2 separate regions of the Homo sapiens genome follow, and region 2 is linked to region 1. A link is a loop called in an ENCODE intact Hi-C map of the cell type or tissue named here. Cell type or tissue: A673. All regions are shown on one strand. Each heading gives the region's core, and the rest is flanking DNA. Links, peaks and the distances in the headings are about the cores only.

Region 1 (10,558 bases), core at 747-8,746:
CTATCATCATCATTATAATTCCAAGGTATGGATAGGAGCGTAAACTCCCCTTATATTTATCTCTAGAATCTGCCTGAGGAAGTAGGCTTTCAGATGTAGCAGAGAAGGCCTAAGATCAAGTAGCCATTGGCCTGACAATCTTTCTAGAATTGTAGCAAAAATTAGAGAATGAAATCCTGGGAGCTAGGAGGGAATTTATGGATCACTGGTGAAACTACAGTCCCCACTTTTTATCTTGTTACAGATGAGGAAACCAAAGTTCAGTAGGGAAAGGGATGTGGCCAATGTCATACTATAAATTAGTGGCACAGTGAGGAATTTCCTGGCCTGACAGCTGCATGGGAAGTCTACAGGCAATCTTTATGATTGCATAGGGTGACAGAACAATGGTATTCACCTACCAGAGCCAATCTATCTTCAGCCAAGAGTCTGCCCCTTCTTTTTTACCACTGGGCTCATATCATCATACAGGCAATGGCTTCTTCCCATACCCCATCCTTTTTCTAGCAAACAAAAGTTTTTTTCTGGCAGCATGGATTACATATACTGAGCAACACAAGAGAAGAAGGATTTCTTTTTCTCAGAGTTCTTGCAACACTTGTCTTCACTGCTTACCTGACCTTTAATTTTATACAACCCAGTGAGATCCCTTATGTTGTTCTCTTAAGTAACCCAGTGGTTTTTGACTGGAGGTAATTTTGCCCCTTTTTCCTCAAGAAACATTTGGCAATGTCTAGAGACATTTTTGATTGTCAACACTTGAGAGGAGGGGGTGTTACTGGCATCTAGTGGGTAAGAGCCATGCATGCTGCTAAACATCCTACAATGCATAAGACAGCCTCCCATAGTGAGGAGTTACCCGATCCACATTGTCAGTACTGCTGGTGTTGAGAAACCCTGATCTAACCCATTTGTAGGTGTCTGACTTTCTTTCTTTGACCTGTGCATTGGTGGTCTGTGAGCTCTTTGTAGACTTGAATGATGTGTTGCTGGTGATTCCCTTAATAGATTCAACATAGTAGAATCTCAGTTAATATTGCTTGGATGGGGAATAAATTCAGAGTGCATAAATCAGGCAATGTGTATATGAGAAAGAGCACTGGACTATGGACCAGGAGACCAAGTTTGGTCAAAGCTTCACCAGCAGCAGGTAAATGTAAGACCTGAAATAGATTAGTGATTTTCAAATTGTGGTCCATGGAGCCTTAACAACATCCCAGCCAACTGCATCTATTTTATGCTATGGGCTTTGAATGTAATTTTTTCTGTACAGAGAGTTCCATAGCTTAAAGAATTTGTAAACCACTGAGATAGTTCATCCCTACAGACACTTTTAGACCAAAATCCCTCTGAAGACTTCTTAGAAAAGAACAAATATAAAGCTCCTATTTTAAAATAGGCTCAAAGAATGCCTCTGTGACTACAGTTTATTTTCTCCAGACTTGGAGTGAGTCCAGTGGCCTACCTGGCTTCCTTCTATTATGGAGACTGCTCAGCTCCTTGATCTTTTTGTACATGTGCAGCAAACAGCAGGTCTGCCTTCAGAGATCTGAATATTCAGAGAAGGGGACTTGGGGAGATACCTGACCCAGAACCCAACCCTAGGCAGCTTTTCCTGGCCACTCAAGAGAGATGCAGAGAGGTACCTCAAGTCCACAATGAGTCACTATGAAATTGGTATACAGCTGTGCTGACGCCCAGGTGAGGGCTCCTAGCAACTGTCTTAGTCCAGGCTACTATGGAAGTACCATAGACTGGGTGACATCTAAACAACAATTTCTCACAGTTCTGGGGGCTGAAAGTCCAAGATCACAATGCCAGCATGGTCAGGTTTCGGTGAGAGGCCTATTCCAGGTCACAGACTGCCATCTTCTTGTTGTATCCCAACATGGCTAGCTAGCTCTCTGGGGTCCCTTTATAAGGGCACTAATCCCACTTGTGAGTGCTCTACCCTGATGACCTAATTACCTCCCAAAGGCCCTGCTTCATAATGCCATCACATTGGAGGTTAGGATTTCAACATAAATTTCGGAGGAACACAAACATTCAGCCCATTGCAGCAACACACCAGGCTGCCTCTTTGGAGGGCAGTTGTTTCCGTCATCTGTGACACTTGGTCCACAAAGCAGAAAGGTCACTGACATCATCCTATCAAATCTCAACATTGTCATAGGAGAATGAGTAAAAACAAACACACACAAACAAACGAATGAACAAACAAATAAAGGAACAAGGCATTCCTAGCTTTCATATGAAGGAACTGGATCTCCCTAGGAGCTGGGGGATAATGAGGCCCCCACCCCTGCAGTGGACCTGCTTAACTCTAGGCTTGTCAGCACGACCAGCAATCCAATAAGGCAGTGCCCCGGCTGCGCCATTAGCTCATTAGGTGGAGGTGAGTGTCCGCATTGATCTGTTTATCTCCCAGGCCTGGCTGCTGGAGAAAGGCCAGCTGTTTCCCTGAGAGCTGCCTTTACCCTTGACTCATCACGGAGCATCAGGGGAGTCTGCTCCTTTGTCCCTTTCAACCTCAAGGTCACTGGAGTGCAAAGCAGAAGCTGGGCCACAGTGGTGCTTCCTGAGAGCTTCAGTCACTGCCTCTCTTCCTCTATCCTTTTAATCATCCCCTGGAGGTGATCCCTATAAAAATGATGAATATAGTAGGAAGTACCTGGGTTTGCAAGTGGACAAATCTGTTTCAACCAGGTTTTGCTACTTGTGTACTAGCTGTATGACCTTAGGGAAGTCATTTCACCTCTCTGAGCCCCAATTTTTTCATATACAAAACAAAGCTAACAGCATCTATATCAAAATATCATTATGAACATTTGTTGATATAAATCTGTGAGAGGACAGGCACAATGTCAGTTTGAGGCACTTAAGAAGTACCAGCAAATCTTTCTTGACCTGCCAGTTTTGAGACAGTGTTCTTTTAGGCAAAAGGATTGTGGCATATCTGTCAAGATTTGTTCATGGGAGTTTTGTGAGATTTATGTGAAAATATCTGGGATAGTACAGCTGCTAGGTAAATGATGTATTCATAGAGGGCTCATTAAGGATAAATATTATCAAAAATGTGTGATTTTTTTTTCTACCTCCAGCTTAGCTGGTTAAACATTTCAACCAGCCTACACATCTATTGTCTCATAGGTAGCATCTTGGTCTTGAAAACTAAATTGCCTAACGAAGTACAAATTAATTTTATTTAATTATTTTAAAAGTAGGAATTATTTTTAAATAAATGTATTTTATAAATAATAATTTTAAATAAATTAATCCTTTAAAAAATAGTTCATTAAAACATCAAATATGTGACCTCTTGGTCAGCAATAAGAACAGGTCCTGGATTATACTGGGTAATATTGGCAAAATACGTTTTCCCAAACTACTAGAACTACATATTTTCTACTTGATTGCATCTCCCCAAAATGACTAATATCCCTCTCTTCATCTCCTAACATTTTCCTTCTTTTTCTGCTACTGCTGAATTCTTAATGTAATTTCATATTTTAAATATAAACATTCATTATAGAAAATTTATACAAATAGAATTTAAATTTAAATTGCTGCTAATTCTACAAGTCAACATATCAGTCACTGTATTTCTTACCAACCTCTTTTCTTTGCATCTCTGATTATTTCCTTAGAATAGCACTCATTCAATCCTTATCAAAGGCATTGACAATAATTTATTAATCACCCTTAAAGAAAAACGACCCCTTCCCAAGTCCTAGGCTTCATGCTACTTTGCTAGAGTCTGGGATACCCCCTGGTGGAGGTTACAGAACATGACCAAAACCTGTCACAAATGCCCTGATATGGAAATTCAAGATTCTGAGTGCACAGCCTTTGGAATTTGGCATCAGCAAGGCTTGTCTCTCATCAGTCACAGGTTTTTTTGAACAAGGAAACATCAAATGCAAGAAAGGTATCTGTGTGTGTGTGTGTGTGTCACACACACACAAAAAACGGAACTACAGGAAATTTAACTGAAATAAGCAAATTAGAAATATCAAGAAATCTCAGACCTAAAGTTGTTTTCAATCTGAAGCTGTGGAGTAAGCACAGGGCCTGAGTACCCCAGTTGCCCCGCCTCCCTCTCCTCCCTGTGCCTGCAGCATAACAAAGTGAGTAGAGCATGTTTCCTCTGTGGCTAGAGATGTCCTAGATCAGAAATCTGCCCATTAGGACACTAGATGGAGCCAGATGGGAAAGTTTATGCTCTAACTGCAGGGGAACCATTTTCCCTGTACTTTCCTTTTCAGGAACAGTTGCATGATATGGCTGATCTCGCAGAACGTCTATTTCTCTGACATTCTTCTTCAGTCAAGCTGCCTTCAGTCAATCATTCATCAAACATTCACTAAGCCCTTGCCCTGGGCCAGATATCAGGATATATGGCTAAAACAAACACAGTTCCTGTTGTGGAAGAACTTATGGGCCAGTGAGAGAAGCTGCTGATTAACAAACTGATCTTCCTTTACTTTCTTCCACTCTCTCTAGGCTCAAGGCAGCTAGGCCCAACAGCATTGCCTGACCATGCACTATACTTCTGTATCTCCTTGCTTTGTTCTTACATTTTTCTCTTTCAGAGAGAAAAATTTAATTTTTTTTATTTTATTTCTTTTATTTCTTAGTATCTAAATCTTACCCCTATCAGGCCCAATCCAAAGGCTTCCTTCCCTGGGAGACCTTCCCTCTTGTTTCTCACAGAGAAATCCTCTTTGATTCCTTCTATCCTTTAGTACAGCAGTTCACAAACTTGAGTATGCGTCAGAATCACCTGGAGAGCTAGACCCCACTCCCAGTATTTTTAATTCAGTAGATCTGGGATTAGCCTAAGAACTTACGTTTCTAACAAGTTCCCAGGTGATGCTGATTCCGCTGACCAAGGGAACACACTATGAGAACCACGTTTTTTAGTGTTTATTGAGCACTAACAAGTGCCAAGCATTATGCCACATATTGGTGATATCACAGTGACCAAGACAGTCCCTGGGCTCAAAGCTAGCACAGGCTGGAGATGGGAGATATAAACAAATAGGAAAATACTTTTCTGTGCTACAGGAGTGGGGACAATGTTCCAAAAGTACAAATAACTATGTAATTAACTGTCCCTGTATAGTCAAGAAGACCAAAAATTTCCCAAAGACAGTGGCATTTGAGCTGGCCTTGAAGGATGACTAGGACTTCACCAGCAACAGAAAAGGTGAACAGCATGTACCAAGGCATAGTGGTACAAAAAGCCATAGCATGTTCCAAATGCAACAAAAGATTTATGGAGGCTGAAATGTGGGGAGAATGGGTAGTATCTTCAGGAATGTGAGGATTAGAAGAGATGAAGCTGAAGAGGTTAGTACAAAGTCTTGAATGTCATGCTAAAATGTTTCTTTTTCATACTCCAGGTAATAATAAATAACAAATAAGTAAAACAGAAAAATAACACGATAGAGATTTCCTCACGGACGAATCAGTCTGCTTTACAGAGGAATTTGGACTTCCAGTGTAAGACTGATTTAATTGGTTTAGTGTGGGGTCAGATCTTTGATATTTTTTAAATCTTTGCAGGTGATTGTAATGTGCAGCCTGGGTAGAGAAATACTGAGATATATGAAAGTTCTTGGCTCAAAGTCTGACATTTTCTGAGAAACCCTGAACTCTTCCTCTTCCTCTTCCTTATGTGTCAGACAGTGTTGGGCACTACACTTGTCTTGCCTCTGCACTAACCTACTGGGTGAGTGCAGGCAAAGTCTCTCTTTTTAGTGCTTGACTTTCCTCATCTATTTAACAACATCAACTAAAAAACTGGTTAACAGTCCTTCTTCCACCCAACTCACAAGGCTTCTAGGACATGAGAGAATGAACAAAAGAACATTTTATAAACATAGTATTAACTACATGCCTGTGTTATGAAGGAGAACTGCCTTCACATCAGCTTTGGTAAAGTCTCTTCCATATTAAAATAAAACAAAAAATAACTTTCTTAACCCCATGTCCCCTCTAGGTTTGCTGACTTTTCTTTCACAAAGTTATTTAAAAGAATTTACTATATTTGCTACCTCCACTCCCTCATTTCACACTAATTCCTCAATCCTTTACAGATTGGCATCTGCCCCACTCAACTTTACAGAAGCTTCTCTGGTCAAGGTCAGCAAATGCTGTTCTGTTTTTTTAATGACACTGCTGACCATCCTCTTCATCTGGAAACACTATTTTCCATAGGCTACTGTGACATAGCATTCTGCTGAGTGCCCTTCTATCTCCTCCACCACACCCTTCCAGTCAGTTTTGTTAGCAATTCTTATCTAATGTTCAAATCTTAGAATTCTTCAGGGTTCCGTCCTAGGCTGCCTTCTCTTCTCGTTCTCCACAGCCTTCTTGTATGATCTGATCCCCTCTCGTGGCTTCAATTATCATTTCTCTGCAGCAGACACTCAAATCTGTGCTTTGCTACTTTGTTTTTTCTTGAACTCCCAATCTTTCCTCCAACTTCCCACTTGATATCTCCACTGTGATATCTCAGGCACCTGAAATGTGTTTTAAAACAGGACTCATTATCTTTCCCCAGATTCGAAACCAACCCTTCTTCCACGGGTATGAAAATCCCATGACAATCTACTTGGATCCAGAAACCCTTAAGCCAGCAGTCCCCAACCTCTCTGGCACCAGAGACCAGTTTTGTGGAAGACAACTTTTCCACAGACTAGGTCAGGGCGAGGGATGGTTTTGGGATGTTTCAAGCACATTACATTTTTTGTGCACTTTATTTCTATTAATATTACTTTGTAACATGTAATGAAATAAGTATACAACTTACCATAATAATTAGTGGGAGCCCTGAGCTTGTTTTCCTGCAACTAAAACAGTCCCATCTGGGGGTGATGGGAGGCAGTAACAGATCATCAGGCATTAGATTCTCATAAGGAGCCCACAACCTAGATCCTTCACATGTGCAGTTCACAATAGGGTTCACGCTCCTATGAGAATCTAAGGCTGCTGTTGATCTGACAGGAGGTGGAGATCAGATGGTAATGTGAGTGATGAGGAGGGGCTGTAAATACAGATGAAGCTTTGCTCTCTAGCCCGCCGCTCACCTCCTGCTGTGCATCCCAGTTCCTAACAGGACACAGAACTGGGATTTGGGGACTTCTGCCTTAAGCTATCTATGACTCCTCTCACTCCCCCATCCTCAACAGCAACAGGACTCAATCACTCACTTGTATTGATTCTGATCTTCCAAAAATGTCCTTTCCCCCATTACCTCTCCACCACTCTAGTTTAGATGACCATCATGTCACTCCCCTGCTTAAAACCCTCTGGTGACTTCCCATATTCTTTTTAACGTGGCTTCCAAGGTCTTGCATGATCCAGTGTTTCCTACATCTTCAACTCATCTCACTCCTCTCCTCTTTACATTTCTTCCTGTAGTGATATAAAACTTCATAGTTATTTGAATGCATCTTGCTTTCTTTTCCCTCTGGATCTTTCCTTTGTCAGAAATATTTTCCTTGCCCCTTTCACCCTATCCTAGCTGTCTCCTACTTGACCCTCAGAATTAAGTTTATATGCTACTTCCTTTAGGACACTTTCACTGACTCTTATGGTCTGAGTTTATTATCCCTTACGTTTATTCTAATAGACCCCTATTCCTACTCCTTTCATAGGCTGGTCAGGCTGTTTATCTGTCTCCACAACTGTTGTGCCAAGCTCCTAGTAACCTCAATAGGGAAGGCACTAGGTTGAAGAGGCCAAAGAAGAGACCCAAAGCTAGCAAACAAGACATGAGGTTTCATTAGGGGCTTACATACAGGGGAGAGAGCCCAGTGGCTGGACAGGAAACCACCTTATGTACAGAAATGGTGCAATGGCAGTGAGCTGGACCAGATATCTGCCTTGCATACAGTCCATTGGCAGTGGGCTGGACAACATATCCACCTTACATACAGTCCAGTGGCAGCAGGCTGAACAACATCATATCTGCCTTCCTACAGCCCAGTGGCAGTGGTCTGGACAACATAACCCAATGGCAACGTCCTGGGCAGGAAAACCATAACTGCCTGCAAACAGCATTTTTGCTTAACACTCTCCCTCTAGCAATCTTCAACTGGCAACCTTCATTTAACCCCAAACCAACTCCTCAATCCTCTGTATGGCTTGTGCTCAATGGGATGAGCTGGTGGTTCAGATGTTTGTCATAGATAAGCAACAAATCTCCAGGCTGGCCACTCCTGGATTCCCTAGCATGGAACACATATTCAGGTACCGATGCTATACAGGATAAATCTAAGGGTATGCTTACATTGTTGCTGTCAGGTGTGTTTACCCTACAACCACTAAACATGATAGCGAGAACTAGACCATGGTTTTATTATGATTGTTCCCTATATTTTCCGTGGCTAGCATAGTGTCTGGCATATCACAGATGCTCAGTATATGCTCTTTACATGAATGAATGAGTGAATGAGTGAATTAATATTAAATAGAGGGAAATGAGAAATGATCTCTGCCCTCAAGCAGTTCACAGTTTATCGAAATTGTTTATAACAGAAGATGCAATTATAAAAATAATGCAATTATTTATAACAGAAGATGAATAAAATAAGTAGTAACTCAGGGTCCAATATGCTGTAGAACCCTAAGGAAAGGAAAAGGAGAAATTACTTTTAACTGGCAAAATTGGTGAAAATATTTCAAAGAAGGTAGCACTGGAGCCAGCCATTGCTAATAATATGAACTATAATAATTTGGATGACAGTAACTACCATATATGAGTGCTTATAATGTGTTAGGTGTTGGGTTAAATATCTGTCATGCAATCTCCTGTTTATCCTTTCAATAACCTATAAGTTGGTCCTTATGATTTTTTTTTTTTTTTTTTTTGAGACGGAGTTTTGCTCAGTCATCCAGGCTGGAGTGCAGTGGCGTGATCTCAGCTCACTGCAATCTCTGCCTCCCGGGTTCACGCCATTCTCCTGCCTCAGCCTCCAGAGTAGCTGGGACTACAGGCACCCACCACCACGCCTGGCTAATTTTTTGTATTTTTTTTAGTAGAGACGGGGTTTCACCGTGTTAGCCAGGATGGTCTCGATCTCCTGACCTCGTGATCCACCCGCCTCAGCCTCCCAAAGTGCTGGGATTACAGGCATGAGCCACCACGCCCGGCCAGGTCCTTATGATTTCTAATTTATAGACAAGAAGACAGAGAGATGAAGTCTCTTAAACAAGATCACCTGCTAGCTAGTGGAGGAGCTAGGACTCCTCATAAGCAGGAAGTATGTCCTATTCTTCTTTCAGTCCCAGTGCCTAGCACAGGACCTGACATAAAGCAGGAGCTCATCAATACTAAATGAGACAATAAATGGGAGAATAGAATTTTCAGAAGTAAGTTCAAATGAAAGATGAATGAGCTTGATGGGATCAGAAACAGGCTCCATTCTTTTTTAAAGGGTCACACAAAACTGATCAAAAAACCAGTTCTGTCCAGAAACATCCAAGAATCCTATTTGATATTAGCCAACAAAGCCACATGCAGGTCTGTGCTTATTCAGCCTTCACTTTAATAGCCCTGCCTCCTGGAAATAAAATAAGGGAACTCAACTCAATGGCCTAGGAATGTTTTTACTAATGTGGTATAGATTAGCTTTGGTGGTAAAGATTGGAAGGATTATAAATAACCCATGACAGAAAGGAACTGCCATATGGAGAAATCCATTTGGTAAAAATATTAATGACAAGCAGCAATTACGGCCACCTCTTCTACCCTGAATGTCTTTCCCTCGGGGATGCCTCAACACTGAAACCAGTGGTCAGGGGCACCCACGGGCAGTTTACTGAAGGGAAAAGAAAAAAAAGCCTGTCAGAACTGTCATTCTTTCTCTTGCTTCTGTCACCCCATGCCTTGTTTGTGAAGTTCCTAAATTTGGTTGCGAGCTGACTGTTTTGACAGTCTGTCTTAATGAATGTTTTTCTTAAGCTCTTGGGGGGCCTGCATATTTTTCTGCATCTGGGTGATGTGGAAAGACTTTCTTCTTTTAAGGAGCTAAGGAGCATCTCAAAATAACTGTTAGTGAATCTACCACACCAAAAGTCTTCAATGAGAACACCAGCATCCTATTGCCTCAACTAAAAATGGCTTTAAATTATTTTAGGAAGATTATTTTAGAGAGTCCTGATCAATAATAATGTTCAGTGAATTTCAACTACTCTTGGAAATTATGGTTCAGTCGCATTTCACGTCAAGTGAGAACAGTGATATTCACTGAGCACCTACTTACCTGCTTAATATAGTCAGGGTTGCCTTTCAGTCAGCCTCATCTGTGTGGAATCCAGAAAACTAAAGTCTTCTTGGTATGTGTCACAAGGTCCCTGTTTATTGTATTATACATTGAGACAAAATTCAGATTCATTAAGGAAGTTCTTTCTAATTGGGTCTGTTTACTTCCTTTGGCCCATTCTAGGAAATAAAAATTTGACTGCAATAGTTAGATAGAGTCCATTAAGTCCAAATCTTTGTCACAATACTGAGAGAGAGTCTGAAAATCAGGATTTATGGAAAAGC
Region 2 (10,558 bases), core at 1,198-9,197, 1.2 Mb before region 1:
AAGCAAACAACAAAGAACACTAGCTCCAATCCAATTATCTGGGGGTGGAGGGTGCGGGGTGTGGAGGGTGCACCACTCCCAGGGTGGTAGGAGGCAAGGGTTGGAAAGCTCATAGCAAGAAGAGCTCTGAAAATATATCTCTTATATAGAATGCATGCTTCTGGGTTTAAAACATTAATTCCATTGCAGAGAGTCACTGAACAATTTCCCAAGGATTCCCAAGATCTCTTAAGCCATAAAAAGCATCCTTATTATATTAGTATGCTAAAGGGTTCCTCCGCATACTATTCCAGGAGGCAGAGCAGAGAGAGTATATATATATATATATATATATAAAAGCTGAATGGTTCCAAGGAACTAAACAAAGAAATACCTTTAAATCTTATCTAGTTATACCTTATTTTGAAATCTATTTTTTTCAAAGCCAAACTAGAAAAATTTCCCAATTTCAAGGAAAATGCTGTGGAACCAGGTATTTACATTTCATACAATTTCAACATTCCTTTATACAAGTAGAAAGGACCTTCTAAGCAAGACATGCTTATCAAACCATAAAATAACTAGGAAAAAAAAGTAACCCATTAGCCAATCTTGGACTCTTATAAGCTTAAAAGCAATTAACAAGGAAAAATATTGACGGAATGGCCTACATGTACATTTAAAACTTCAGGAAGTCTAAAACAGAAAAAGTTTCAGGGAAGACAAGCTGGAAAAATATTTACCAAAGATACAAAAAAAAAGATCACTGCTTTTACTACTTAAAGCACTCACATAAATGTATTACAAAACACAATACAGACTCAGACAAAACACATGAACAGTTACCCCAAATAGGACTTACAACTGGTGAACAAACATGTGGGAAAACATCTACCCTCACAACTAGTTTTAAAACTCATACATGAAAATAATGCTAAGGGGATATCTCTGCATCTATCTCCCCCTTCGCTGCCTCCCTAAGAAGGAGGCTTGCAGCTGTAAATACAGTCAGGTTCAAGAGCTTTATATTGGGTTAAAGTCTCAGAGGATAAAGTATTTACTATGCCATGCATTAAATATGATGAATTTTTAAAGCGATTGCTAATTAGATATCTGAATAAAAATGGTACCTCATCTGTCAAGGAGATAATATTGAAATGGCATTTGGACAGGTCTATGCCAGCAATGACAACGCAAATATGCTTTCTTTGCTCTGAATAGGTCCTTCCTTACTATTTGGATATAGATTTAGAGGAAAAGGAGCAAGGGGCAACTGTATTTTTAGACAATGGCTACCTCTAGGCCTAGCAAAATAAAGTTTTCAGAAGATCCTGCCCAGATTATGAAGGCTGAAAATAGAGCCAATCTGGGCACCTCTACTTGCCGCTCTTCTCTAGAACCCTTGGCCACAAGCCATCCTCCTACCTTGGCCTCCCAAAGTGCTGTGATTATAGGTGTACGCCATGGCACTGGCTACTGCTGTTCTCTGTATTACATTCTCTGTGTGACCTCAAAGGAAAAGGAGTCCAGGAAAGGATGTGTGTGTTCTTGGAACTCTGGCCAAATGTCAACTTTATATATCATCTCTTTAGCAAATGAAATTTACTGAGCACCTACAGTGTGCAGGCATGGTTTAAGTCACCTATCAAAATAGCTAAGACTTTAAAAACTGATGATGCTGGCAAGGATGCAGTGAAACTGGCACCCCCACACAGTGCTTATAGTTGTATACACTTTGGGATGCTGGGATGAAATTTTTGCAGTAATGTGAAGCAAGAGCCCTCAAAATGTTCCTACACTTTGATCTAGTTTGAACTTCTATGAAACTATCATAATGATAGAGAAAGTGTTTTATATAGAAAAATGTTCAATGCAGCATCATGTATAAGCCCATGTTAGGCCCAGACCTATAAAGGTGAAGGTGATACAATAACACAATAAAAAGGCAAATAAAATGAACTAATGGTAAGTTATAAGAAGTGCTATGAAGGAAATCCACCAAGTGCTAAGAAAGAAAACAGGACCTATGTGAGATAAGACTTTCAGGGAAAACCTATATATTGAAGCTGACACCTACCTAAAGGATGAGAAAAAACTAACCAATGAGCCATTAAGATCTAAGACAAGAGTGTTTGAGGCAGAGGAAATGGCCAGTGCAAAGGTCCCAAGGCAAGAACATTCTTGACTTGTTCCACGAACAGAAAAAAGGCCAATGTGACTGGAGTGTGGCATACAAGACAGAAGGGGGCAGGTATGAGATGAAGGCAGGGAGGGAGGCAGAGCCATATTATATAAGGAAAATGCTTATACCATTATGTGAAGGGTAAATGGGAGGGTCAAAACTGTGTTCACAGTATGATCTCAGCCATGAAAAAATATGCATAAAAAAAGACTTGGAGGAAACAATCTAGAATGTTAACAGTGGTTATGTGGGACAGTATAGGCTTTGGAACTAGGGGAAAACAGAATGTTGTAAACTAAGCAGGACAATTATTTAACCTTTCTAAGCTTAGTTACCAAATCTATAAAATTAGAATTATGTCACCTACCCTACAACAGAGTTGACACATGGTAAACATGCCTTATTTAAAGAACTTTAAAAAAATTACTACTATAATTACTCTTGGGTAAGAAGATCATGGATGATTTATCATCTTTATACTGTTTTATATGTTCCTAATTGTTAACACTGAACATGTGCTTCTTTCATAATCAGAAAAACACAAACTTGATTTTTAAAAATGTCCTGATGGCTAAAGAAAAATTAATTACGCTGTGTTAAGTCAAATGCCTTTCCACTGCAACAAATGTATTTCCATTGGCCTACTAGGCATTCAAGGCAGCTCTCAACAATGAGGGGAATGCAACATTTATGAGGGACCTTTTAACAATAAAGACTCAGCTATGCAAAATGCAGAAACTCACAATTAACTTGAAATACCAAACAAGTAGTTATTGACCTTTCAGGAGTGTCAACAATGCCACAGGTTCTTTACAAAATGCAAAATTAAGATACGTGGCTGCCCAGTGTGGTCCTAAAACAATCTTCAGAAACTTCTAAAAATTCACAGTAAGCATTCTTTTCCTTTCTATTTCAATACTGATTTTCAGATTTCTCAGAAAGTGGGAAAATAGCAGCTGTGCCCTGGAGAAATGCTTGATTTGCTAACTTACTTTTTTGAATATGGAGTTTTCTCCCCAAATTTTATGTTTAATGACAACAAAACTAACTAGTAGACCCAGAGAAGGCTGATGACCATTGGTATCCACCTGCAGGTAGTTAGATACATGCTCATCCAGTGAGAGAGGAAGGAGCTTTGAAGTCAGACATACCTGATTCAAGTTATAGTTCAACCTTAAAGACTCTAGATGACTTACATAGTACATAACCTCTTTAAGCTTCCAATTTCCTCACCTGTGAACTACTTTGATGAATTAGTAATAATGTACCTAAAAAGTCTTATAGAATGCCTGGTATCTGGCAGGTGTTCAAGAAATGGCAGTTGGGGGAGGCTGAGTTGGGAGGATCACTTGACATTGGGGGTTTGAGACAAGCCAGGACAACAAACCAATACCCAGTGTCTCAAAAAATAAAAAAAATAAAAAATATTAGTCAGGTAAAGTGTTGTGTGCTTGTATTCCCAGCTACTCAGGAGGATTACGTGGGAAGATCACTTGAGCCCAGGAGTTTGAGGCTACAGGGCATTATGATCATGCCAATGCACTCCAGCCTGAGTGAGAGTGAGACTCCATATCTTAAAAAAATGGCTGTTGGTATTATTCTCTAGGAGAGCTAAACTTCCTGGCCAATGCTTTTTCATCTTTCCCTATCAAAAAGGTCAAAATCCCAGGGTAATCCCCATTCTGAAAGGCTGGCTTTTCTGAAGTTCACATTGGTTCACTGGGTACAAGGCACAATGAAGGTTGGTTTGTAAATACAGGTGGGTAGGTACATAGGTACATAGTTAGGCAGACAGGTAGGTAGCTACAGAGAAAAGGAGGGAAGGAGGAAAGGAGACAGGAAAGAAAGTCTGTTCCATAGTTATAGATCAAATGCCTAATTCTTACTAGCAATCTCATGTATGGAAATGAAGACCATGTCTTTCAAGCCAAAAATCAAGGCATAAGTTCTAAAAAGAGTGCTCTAATGGAGACAATAGATGAGAATAGGTAAAATCATGACTTCTATAAAAAGTTGTCCTAGTCCAACTTACAGAATAGGAGAAAATTTTTGCAATCTATCCATCTGACAAAGGGCTAATACCCAGAATCTACAAAGAACTTAAACAAATTTACAAGAAAAAAACAAACAACCCCATTAAAAAGTGGGCAAAGGATATGAACAGACACTTCTCAAAAGAAGACATTTATGTGGCCAACAAACATATGAAAAAAGGCATCACTGGTCATTAGAGAAATACAAATCAAAACCACAATGAAATACCATCTCATGCCAGTTAGAATGGCGATCTTTAAAAAGTCAGGAAATAACAGATGCTGGAGAGGATGTGGAGAAATAGGAATGCTTTTACACTGATGGTAGGAGTGTAAATTAGTTCAACCACTGTGGAAGACAGTGTGGCAATTCCTCAAGGATCTGGAACCAGAAATACCATTTGACCCAGCAATCCCATTACTGGGTTTATATCCAAAGGATTATAAATCATTCCACTATAAAGACACATGCACATGTATGTTTATTGTGGCACTGTTCACAATAGTAAAGACTTGGAACCAACCCAAATGCCCATCAATGATAGACTGGATAAAGAAAATGTGGCACATATACACCATGGAATACTATGCAGTCATAAAAATGGACGAGTTCATGTCCTTTGCAGGGACATGAATGAAGCTGGAAGCCATCAGTCTCAGCAAACTAACACAGGAACAGAAAACCAAACACTGCATGTTCTCACTCATAAATGGGAGTTGAACAATGAGAACACATGGACACAGGGAGGGGAACATCACACACCAGGGCCTGTCAGGGGGTGGGGGTACTAGGGGAGGGGTAGCTTTAGGAGAAATACCTAATGTAGATGACGGGTTGATGGGTGCAGCAAACCACCATAGCACGTGTATACCTATGTAACAAACCTGCACATTCTGCACATGTATCCCAGAACTTAAAGTATAACAATAAAAAATTTTCAAAATAAAATAAGAAAGTTGCCCCAGTTGTAGAAAAGCATGTAAATGACTCTATAAAACCCATCCCCACTGCAAGATTCAAAAGGGCTACATCCATTAGCATCACCCTGGTGTGCTTATTAAAGGCAGATTCCTGGGCTCTAGCCCAGACACACTGAATCAGAATCTGGATGAATGGCTCAGAAATCAGCATTTTAACATAGGTCAGCAGATGATTCTTAGGCATGGCATGAGCCTAGGGGAAATGGAACTTAAAGTGCTAGTGAAAGCTAGTGTGCATCTAGCACTTCATCCACCAGAGACCGCTCTTAATCACATGTGGCCTGTCTCCATGTGCTGTTCATAACCTTCACTCTGGGTATTCTGTATTCTTGAAGAACCATCTGATTTACCAGAGACAAACTGAATTCAGTTTGGGGCATGCCTTGCCACATTCAAATTTTAAAAATATGTAATTATATGCATATGGCAGCTTGACTAACCAGTACAACAGACAGTACAGAAAACTGCTCTCTCAATTAAGGTTTATGATGATTTTATGGACTTGCCATCTTTGGGCTATTTTGGCACCTCCACAAGAGGGCAGTCAGGGGAAAGTTTTCCTTTTGTCAGAAAGCCTACCTTTAGAAGCTCTTCTAATCCTTGAATCAAAAGATTCTGGTTCTTCTTAAAGCCAAGAACAAAATGAAATATCAGATATATTAAGTCACACTTTTAGAGATACATATAACCGAGTATCGACTCTGCAAGATGAAAGTTTTAAGTACAAAGGCTTTGCATATAACTTCTCCCATTCTCTCTCTACCCTGATCTTCTCACCCCTCCAACTAGTCCACGAATTTATTTCCTTCCATCCTGCAGCTCACTGTCTTGGAGGAAAGGCAGCACAGAACAGCAAGTGTCATTGTGGGGAAGCCAGGGAAGGCTGTCCAGTGGAGGTAACATCTGAACTGAGACCTGAAGGATGCATAAGCAATGAGAAAGCTTTCTGCAGAAAGGAAACGACATGCCCAAAGACACAGCAGCATAAAAATTCTGGCATATTTAGGGAACATAAGAGCTTTGCTAAGACTTTAGATTTTCTGATGGAGATGTCAGGGAGCTACAGAAGATATTTCATCAGGGAAATGACACAATGAGATTTGTGAGTTAGAAATATATACACATATATATTTGAGAGAAATCAAATGATGATGGAATTCAGAGAATGATTGCCTGACCACATCAGTATGTGTGTGAGTGTGTGTGTGTGTGTGTGTGTGAAATCAACAACATATTACACCTTTGAACTCCCATACACAGTTCTTTTCTATAAGCAGCTAGTCCCTGGAATTGACTCATAGTTGCTCAATATTCTTGATCTTTAGAACATTCATTTTTCCTGTTGTCAGCTTCTGCTAAGATATTCTGACGTCTGAGCCTTACAAGCCTATCCAGGATCAGTACAAAGTTGGGAATGCTAGTGCCAGTACTGATTTACATTTAGTTAACTTCATTGATGGGAATTGTTAATGTTAGCAATGTTTAAAGACCGCACTTAAACTTTCTCTGAGACTGTATGGAATATAAAGTCTGAAGATAGATAGACAGTCAAGAAAGTGCTTCCAGCTGTTCTAACCATCCCAGATTAAGGTCAGAGTTCAGAACAGTCATTTCAGTGGAAAGGAAATCAAATCAAACCAACCCTAGAGGTTTTAAAATAGGATGGCATACGCACGTTTAAGATGAGCTTAATAACAAAAGAGAGAGGGAGAAGGGTGTCTTTGGGAAGTGAGAAGAATAAAACAAGGGTGTATACTAACTGCATGAGTTTTATTGAGAAGCTGCTCTAAAAACACAGAATCAACTCAGTTGAAGAAGTATTTACCCAGCCCCAGTAATATTACTTTTAACATTAACAACAACTAAAACCTTAAGTTTAACACCTTACAGTATGCTTTTACATGTATCAACCTTCCTGTGAAGTTGTTACTTGAGTAACTGGGTTAACCAACTTGGTTTCTTGGGTTACTGGGAGGCTGTGATGCCTTCCAAGTCCTCCTCTGAAACAGAATAACTTTAGTTTAGACAACCCTCAACTGTCAACTCTCTTTGAAACTGCCTTGACTGAGAGAATTGTCTTTCCCAAGGTCATGCCCCCTTCTTGAGGTGTCCACATCCAGTGAGTGATCAACATAGGGTATAAAGACCTGACACCCTCACCCTGACTCAGGACTATTTTGAAAGGCTATCTTAGCTTCAGAGCTTCTCATGGAAGGGGCTGAGGCCTTCATTAAAAATGTACTGTAACCTCTCTTCTCCCTTTGCCTGATCCTGCTTCCTTCCCTTCTCTTCCCCTGTGATGATCCCAAGAACGCTCCCTAATAAATCTCCTACATGCTAGTCTACATCAGAATCTACTTCCTGGGGAATACAACTTGTGACAGTTATTATCCCAGTTTTAAAGATGGAGAGCTAGGTGTAGTGGCACACACCTGTAGCTCTGGCTACTTGGGAGGCTGAGGCAGGAGGATCTCTTGGGCCCAGGAGTTCGAGACCAGTCTGGGCAACAAAGCAAGACCCCATCTAAAAAATAATAATAAATAATTACAAATTAAAAGTTGCAGAAACTGAACATCTTAGATGGCAAATGAATCACCCAGACTTCATCACTTGATGAGAGATGGATAATAACTAGAACTCAGATCCAGCAGATGGTATTTAATGGATGGTACTCAATGGAAACTCAAACAGGTAGGAGATGGAAAAATGAATATGGGTCTAACCCTTCTGAGCTCACAATGGAAGGAGCATCACAAACATAAACAGCCATAACCTGCATGGCCACCAACAGACGCACATGTGATAGGCACGGGAATGGAGAAGAGAGGGTGGTGTCAGCAGGATGTGGGATTTGCACAGGGAGAGCACAGAAGACATTCCAGGGAGACTGCAAGCACCACAGGCACCTTTCCTCTTTCACTTGCTCTACCTCTGCCACAGATCAGTGAGAGATCGTATCCTCAAAGGGGTTAGAGATGACAGACAGTAGGACGAACTGAATGTTCCAGTTCCACTCACCTAGGAACCTTGAGACCATCCAAATAGCCCTACTGGCTTTGGAGTCAGACCTCTGTTCCCTTTGTTCAGTCCCAGTTTCCCCTGGTACTGACTACCTTGTAAGTGAGCTTCGAATTTGACATCTGTAAAATGGGCCACTCTGCTAGCACAATTGTTAAGGGAAGTACTTGTGAAACACTCATTACAGTTTGGCAGACGGCAACCTGAGGGTAAAAAAAAAATGAGTTTTAGGTGGCCCAAGTAGTGTTTTGGAAATTCCTGGATTTTAATGCCTTCAAGTTAAGAGGACACTCCCTAGTTCTCCACTCACTTCCCCCACTCCATATTGACCTATTATTTATCGCTTCACACACTGATATTACCTGACTGGTGCCTGAAGGCATGAGAGTTTGCTCTCTGTGTAATCACTGTCGTCATCACCACCACTACTACTGCAATATATTCACATAGATATATAAACACACAAATACTATATACACACACACACACACACACACACACACACACACACAAGGTATATATTTGTATACTAAATGCCAGGCTCTGTCCTAAGCACTTTGCAATTATCCCATTTCAGAGAAGAGGAAACAGGGACAGAGAAGTTAGTAACTTGCTCCCAAGGTCATGTAGGCTAGTGACAGAGCTGGGATTGAAACCATGGAAGTCTGGCTCCAGAGACTGTGCTCCTCTTCACCATGTCTTAATGCAGGGAATCTGTGTGCAGCAACAATTGTAGACATGGACTCTCTAACGGGTAAACAGAGGGATAAAGTTATTGAGAGAATTAAATGAGATAATGCTAGTAAGACCAAATAATAATTGGGATATGGGAAGCACTGGATAAAATTAAGCTATTATCATTAAAGTAACCTTTTCTCTTTGAATCAATAGTGATACTTCCTTTCATGTGTACAGTATTTTAAAACTTAACAGCATTTCACAGCAAGCAGGGTAAGTATGATAGTTAATTTATGTATCAACTTGACTGGGTCACAGGGTGACCAGATATTTGGTCAAATATTATTTAGATATGTCTGTGAGGTGTTTTAAATGAGATTAACATTTGGCTCAGTAGACTGAATAAAGTCATTTGCCCTCCCTAGACGGAAAAAAGTCATTTGCCCTCCCTAATTTGGGTGGGCCTCATCCAATCAGTTGAAGGCCTGAATAGAACAAAATGGCCAACCCTCCCTCAAGTAAGAGGGAACTCCTCCTGCCTGACTGTCTTAAGGTGAGACTTCAATTCTTTCCTGCTATTGAACACAGACTGAAACATTGGCTCTTTCCAGGCTTAAGCCTGCCAGCATCTGTACTAAAACTATACCATCAATTGTCTTGGGTCTCCATCTTGCTGACTACAGATTTTGGGATTTGTGACCCTCTGCAATCATGTGAGCCAATTCCCTATATGTCTCCCCTACACCTAATACATATACACATGTATCTACTTATATACATGTATCTAACATGGGATAGAACTGGGTCTGGGAGGTGAATCTGGAGGCTTTAGTCTTCTTTAGGAAAGAGGATAAGCTGTGCAGTATAGGGTCATGTATCTAACATATATGTATGAGAGAGAGAGAGAGAGAGAGAGAAACATCCCATTTACTTTGTTTCTCTGGAGATTTTTGACAAATATAATAGGAAGTACCCTTAGCTTTCCCCTCTCACAGATGAAGAGCTGAGGCTTAGAGAAGTTGAGTGACTTGCACAGGTTACAACTCATCTCCTTGTCTTTCATCACCAGGACTTTCTAAGTCCTGCTGATTGTACTTTAATTCACTCAATAAATGCTTATCAAGCAACTATTATGGTTCAGGCATTATACCCCTAAATAATCGTCAAATATTTCCCCTCCCCCTCTCTCTTTCTTCCCATTCTCCCTGGCCTTACAGAACACAGCTTATCCTCTTTCTTGCATAGGACTAAAGGCTCCAGACTCACTTCCCAGGCCCAGGTCTATCTCATGTCAGACATTTCCTTACACATTTTTGCCTCCAGGACCCTTGGAATATGCAAGCCTGCTCACACTACAGTAGTTCCCTCTTCTCCACTGGGTATATGTTCCAACACCTTCAGTGGATGCCTGAAACTGAGATAGTACCTAACACAATATATACTATGGTGTTTTTGTATACATACATACATACATACCTATGATAACATTTAATTTATGAAGTAAGCACAGTAAGAGATCAACAATAATAACTAATAATAAAATAGAACAACTATAACAGTATATTGTAATAAAAGTTATGTAAGCGTGATCTCTTTCTCTCTCTCAAAATATCTTACTGTATGTAGCATTTTTGACGAAGGTTGGGATCAAGGTCAAGTACCAAGGGTCACTGAAACTGTGGAAAGT

What was found. Hi-C counts contacts between places; a loop is a spot of excess contacts. Peaks named below come from ENCODE experiments on the same cell type or tissue, not always from the same donor. Only the 100,000 strongest peaks of a DNase experiment are listed, where the experiment ranks them.
Region 2: it touches region 1 in a loop (4-fold over the local background); 4 of 110 quality-filtered maps call a loop at or near these places.

The regions. Positions count from the first base shown.
Region 1 is chr1:48,909,942-48,920,499 of GRCh38, reverse strand. The region is part of intron 5 of AGBL4 (AGBL carboxypeptidase 4); the gene reads left to right. Among named protein-coding and RNA genes, the nearest start is that of BEND5, 140 kb to the right of the region's middle. In A673, for the core only: a CTCF peak has its summit at 3,787 (motif pointing left); DNase peaks (open chromatin) are centred at 3,769 and 4,159; H3K27ac peaks cover 802 bases.
Region 2 is chr1:50,076,254-50,086,811 of GRCh38, reverse strand. It overlaps a transcript of ELAVL4 not described here. Among named protein-coding and RNA genes, the nearest start is that of ELAVL4, 27 kb to the left of the region's middle. In A673, for the core only: CTCF peaks have their summits at 5,470 and 5,675 (motif pointing right); no DNase peak of the experiment used is centred there.